Linked DNA regions of Homo sapiens: region 1 is linked to region 2. A link is an interaction called in ENCODE POLR2A ChIA-PET data of the cell type or tissue named here. Cell type or tissue: MCF 10A. All regions are shown on one strand. Each heading gives the region's core, and the rest is flanking DNA. Links, peaks and the distances in the headings are about the cores only.

Region 1 (2,823 bases), core at 20-2,519, 58 kb after region 2:
TTAATATATATACAGTATATTATATATATATATATATATATGTTTGTGTATATACACCCTCTAACTAGACAAGATTTTTAGTATATGTTCATTACTTTTGGTCTTCCCCCCACCAGGGTTGCCAATCATATTGACACCATATAGAGCTTTAATTCTGTGGTATTTTGGATATAGTTCTTTTTTTTCTTGATATTTTTTCTTCTCTTTCTCTTTTGGAGCACTTATGTTAAAATATCTTTTCAATGGTAGTCCTTTTTATGGTAAAAAGGACTTGTATGCCTGAGAATATTTTTATTGTCATCACATGTTTGAAATACAAATTTATTAATTGTAAAATTCTACCTTCAAATTTATTTTCTTAAGTATTTTTTAAAAATTACTCCATTGCCTCTGGAATTCTGCATTTATTGAAAACTCCGATGTCATTTGTGTCATTTATCATTTTCTCTTTGCCTATGATATTCTTAAATCTCAATATAATGGACCTGTGTGTGAATTTTTAAAATATATATTTACTTAATATTTTTAATATATATTTCCCATGAAGTGGTTCTCTAAAGACCATTTCAATCTGTAGCTGTTCTTTCTTTTGAAAATGTTCTTCACATTTCTTTAAATATTTTCCTCTTTTAATTTTTATAATTTTTCCTTCAGGGACTCTAAGTATCTAAAACCTGGTACTTCTATTATCTCTGGCTATGAACTTTTACATTTTCTATCATTCTAGAAGCATTCTTCCATCTGGTCTTTCAACTCCATCATTCTTTAGCTGTAGCTATGTCACTATTTATCCCACCTATTAGGTTCCTTCAAGTCTACATTTTTATCCTGATATTTTACATGGCTTTTTTTTGTGGGGGGAATTTCTTGTCTTGGTTCATGTTGCTAATACATTTCTTTTTCTCAATTAGGATGTTTATTTAAGAAGATATAAATTATTGGTCCTTTTGTTCTAATATATCTGCTCCCAGGGGTGTTCGTCATCCAGTTTGTTATTCTGCTTTTGAGATCGTTTACTCCTCAGATGTCCTCTACCCAACCCATAAATGAAGAAATAGCCCAAGGCTCCATCCTAAGCCCTCTTCTTGTCTCTCTGTGCATGTTCTCTCCAGATTCTCTCATCTTCCGTGGCTGTCTCATAGATAAAAACTGTATTACTCATGCTTCCTCCACCCTGCCAAATATTCTACATCATTTTTAATTGTTCAATCATCCACATAGCTACCCAAGCTTAAAACCTATGAGTCCCCAGAGACTTTTCTTTTCCTCAAGACCTATAGCCAATTCATTACCAGATTCTATCAGTTCCTTCTTCAAAATATATCTTGCTTTTGCACCCCTGCCTCGATTCCACTGCCACAACCTCAGTATGAGCAGCCATAATTTAAATCCTGGTCTACTTTAGGCAGTCTACCTGTTTCCACCCTTAACCCCACCCAACTCATTTGGCCACTTTGCTCTACAGCAACACATATTTTCACAGAGGTACACACACATACACACACACAGAACTTAAAATCCTCTAGTATTTTCTCACTGCATTCAGTAAAATGCATTCATAAAATCACATCTCTTTACCAAGGCCTACAAAGTTATCTGATTCAGCTCCTGCCTATCTCTCCAATCTAATTGCATACCACAACCTCCTCATGATCTGTGCTCTAGACACACTGATGTTCCTTCAGTCCCAAGAACATGCTATGGTCCCTCTCAAAGTCAGAGGACTTTGCACAGCTGCTCCTTCTGACCAAGATGATCTTACACCATTCTCTCTACTTTGCTACCTCCTTCTCATTCTTTAGGTCTCAGCCTCAATGTCAACCCTCAGAGAGGTCTCCCATGTCTTCCCTAAGTGAAGCAAGTCCTTTTATCTTAATCTCTATCTTAGCTTCTTGCCTACTTCCTTCACAGTACATACCATATTGAGTAATTAACTGTTCACAGTGTTTAGTTTTTCACCACTTTTAGGATTTAAACTCCATGAGGCAGAGATTTTACCATGAGAGCAATTAATATTTGTTGGATGAATGGTCAGACCATCCTGGAGACTATGAATGCATGAGGTGCCAAATTTCTGCAGTGCCACTAATAATGCCATGAAGAAAATCACCCAACCCACTCTGAAATAAATTACAGCATTATTAACAACATGCTTGCCATTTATTTTTCTTTTTAGACTTTATTTCTCCATGATTTTGTTCTCCAACAAAACATCCTCTAAGGTACCCATTTGAACTTTTTTTAATGTCAAAACATGAGTCTCTCTAATGAAAATTTTAGCAAGGACTACCATGGATGTTTGATATACATATTTTTCTTACTTGAATAATAGCAACCACATGTTGATACAGCTATTAAGGAAAAAGAAGTTTTTCCAGCAGCTGTTGACTTCATCAATTCCTCTCTGCAATGAGTCACTCAAACTTCCACAGAGCTAGAAAAGAAAAAAAAAAAAAGAAAGTTGCAAGTAAGGAAGTAGGGATTTTTTTATTGTGATGAGAGAGGAGTGGGAAGAGTTAGACAGGGAGAAAGTGAATAAAATCAACTAGAATGAGAGATTTGATTCCATAGAAAGTTGAGTAATTTGCGTGTCAAAAAGATAAAACTATACACTTGCCTAGTACTTTAACAACACAACTGAAAAGCATGTGGAAACTGGCATAAAAGGTGGGGTATTTGCAACGAGAAAAATGCAGTCATTTTTTTAAAAAAGCAACAGCTGCCAGTTTGAGCCACTCTACAAATGGCCAAGAAAGAAACCTACTCCTCTCCTTCAGTTGTATTAATATAATGCCAACCATTAATGAGATAATAACTATCCCA
Region 2 (2,823 bases), core at 125-2,624:
ACACACTTTCATGCTTTCTAGAATGTTGCTATTTCATCTACTATTCTATTCCTCACTTTGAAATTTATAACACTGAAAGATTGTTTCTTTGGGTTTTACATTTTAGAAAACACATTGTCTCATCTGAATCCCAGGACAAATTAAATAACATAATGGAGAAATCAAACAAATAATAGCTTAGTTTTTCTAGCTTGCAACTTTATCATTTTAGAATGTTTGTTTAAGATAACAAGTGCTTACAGAATTTTTACAGGGTTACATGTTACTTTAAGAAACTTAAAAAAATAGTAAGTAGAGCTGCAAAGAAAAATTACCACAATGAATGTAATTTATCACAAATCAGGATTTGGTACACTTCTTCCCTTCAAGTTGTGTATGTGTGCAGGGAAGACAGGGGAAGAAGTTGACAGAGGAGGAGTAAAGGATACAGGTATACTAGATAGTCAGTTTATATTTTTTAGGAATAAAAATAAGTTTGGCAACTATAATTTAACCATCCCAATTTCTTCTCCCTATTCACCCCAAAATAGCAAAATGAGCAAAATAAAGCACCCCTTGCTAAATTTTTAAGACATTTCTGTGCCCACTCTCCAGTTTCTTGCTTTGGATTGTACCTGAAATGCTGCCATTGGAACTTGACATCTTGATACTTTTTTAAGTGAAACACACCCTTGAGTGGGGTAACATTTCAATCTATTAGCAGTCATCTATTTACTTTAGGTGAACAAGTGATCTGAGAAAGGAGTGTTGAAAACTACATATGGGAACCAAGCATAAGAGCTCTGAGCACAATATGAGAGCACCATACACTGATTAAAAGAGATGTCACCAAAGAGAAAGCTGTGACAAAGGGAAACAAGAGGCTCCAATCACATGGCCTTCAGCCTTCCCAGTTTCGCTTTTGGACAACCCAAATCCCTAGTGAAAGGGGCATGGAATCTGAACAGGAGTGGAGGAAATTGAAGTCAGCTAAAGACTTTTCTTTTTATCCACAAAGGAAAGTTGCTTTTGTCTTACTGAATGAATAGGACCCTAGGAGTGGGCATGAGGGCTCTGCTGGAACCATGTGCCCTAAAGACAATGCCGAAGCGTGCAACTGAAAATGAAAATGAAACTGTAACTTGTGACCATCTATCTGTGTCTTCTTTCGCCTTGCCTCTCTGTGCTGTTGACTGTTGCGGCATGTCTGCGGCAAAGAAAGACCATGCTGCAGTCAGAGAAATCAGAGGACACCACTTCAACAATTAACCAAAAATAGGACAGGGACACCTATCTGCCTGTGCTTGGACGTATTAGGTCATTCAGCTCAGCTGTGTGACTGGAGAAATCATTTTGCCTTTATAGGAAAAGGTAGGGGTGTAGGATGATGAGAGAAAGGAAGAGACATGACTCAGAGTGGGAAACAGCACGTAGCCAAGGGCAAATATTTCTCTCAGACATAAATGGATCAGGAAGAGGTGAGAGCAGCAGGTCATCTTTGGAGCATTCTTTTCTTTCCTGCCTCCCAGTCACTTGTCACCGAGCACCAACCAGTAACAAAAGGGGAGAGAAGGGCAGTATGCAGGACCTGTTTCTCTAACTGACTGGCACATCGGTTCCAGCCAACTGCTGTCTCAGCTAACTAGGGCAGTGAAACAAGGAGTCATTTGGAAAGTTTCAGGGATGCACACTCCACATCGCAGGGAGGCAAGTGGTGAGGAATAACCACCACGCTTATTTTACTGAGGAGGAAACTGGTTGAAATTCTTTATGTATTATATGGCTGGGAGACCTCTGATCTCAGTACAAACAATAACAGGAGTATTTAGATTTGTCGAGCACTTATAATCTTCTGGGCATTTACTTAATCAGTACAATAACCCTACGATGGGAATGTTACTGTCATTCCCATTTTTCAGATAATGAAACTGATGCTGTGAAGTTAAAGAATTTGCCCTAGACCACAGTCAGGATGTGAGCCAAGAGAGCCTGACATCAGAGCCCACACTCCTAATCACTGTAGAGATGATTTTCTATTTCCTGAAAGAATGTGTCCATGGCTGTTCTTATGGCTTCCAGCCAAAATCTTCTTTTTTCATTCATCCACCTTTCCTACTCTGAGAAGCACCTTTTTTTCCATTCTCCCATCAATGGAGGCAGTTTCATGTCCTCAGTTGTAAGAGCTGTCCCAAGCTAGCACCTGGGCTTCATGTAACCTCCTCACTCGGCCTCCATCTAATCCCTGAACCCCTCCCCCAGCCCTGTATGCCGCTTTTCAGGGCACACCCTTTCTTTCTCCTTAGGATCTGAGCTCTAGACCTTACACTCCAGCTAAAGTCAGAAAAATAGTTCCCAAATGCCATTATTCTCATTTTTTGTAAATTTTGTAGCATTTTATTCCTTCACACAGACTTCCCTAATATGTATCAAAAGCCCAGTGATGATTTTTCTTCTCAATGCTAAACATCCTGACATGTAAAATATTAATAATTACAGCAATAATTTCAGTTTGGACTAAACATATTGTTTTCTAGACAGAATCCTTATTTTGTATTTTCTTCATTTTGTCGGAAATTTCTTGTCAGTTTGTACATCCTTTTATGTTATCCAATTTTATTGTCAGTTACTTTGTCTTGGAGATCCCAGGGAAAACCATATATGAATTTATTTTCTCCTATTGAATAATTTGCTCATTATAAATTTTATTTATTTTATTTTTTAGAGACAGGGTCTTGTTCTATCACCCAGGCTGGAGTGCAGTAGTGCAATCTCCTAGGTTCAAGTGATCCTCCCTCTTCAGCCTCCCCAGTTTCTAGGACTTCAGGTGCATACCATCGCACCCAG

What was found. Peaks named below come from ENCODE experiments on the same cell type or tissue, not always from the same donor. Only the 100,000 strongest peaks of a DNase experiment are listed, where the experiment ranks them.
Region 1: POLR2A ChIA-PET joins it to region 2 with 18 read pairs; 9 of 35 experiments call an interaction of 5 or more read pairs at or near these places.

The regions. Positions count from the first base shown.
Region 1 is chr7:116,568,797-116,571,619 of GRCh38, forward strand. COMETT (cytosolic oncogenic antisense to MET transcript) reads right to left here. Exons shown (of 5, transcript NR_165033.1): 4 at 2,322-2,434. Among named protein-coding and RNA genes, the nearest start is that of CAV1, 45 kb to the left of the region's middle. In MCF 10A, for the core only: no CTCF peak of the experiment used is centred there; DNase peaks (open chromatin) are centred at 1,165 and 2,415.
Region 2 is chr7:116,510,778-116,513,600 of GRCh38, forward strand. No RefSeq gene overlaps it. Among named protein-coding and RNA genes, the nearest start is that of CAV2, 12 kb to the left of the region's middle. RefSeq lists enhancers at 1,027-1,406, 1,417-1,466. In MCF 10A, for the core only: no CTCF peak of the experiment used is centred there; a DNase peak (open chromatin) is centred at 1,384.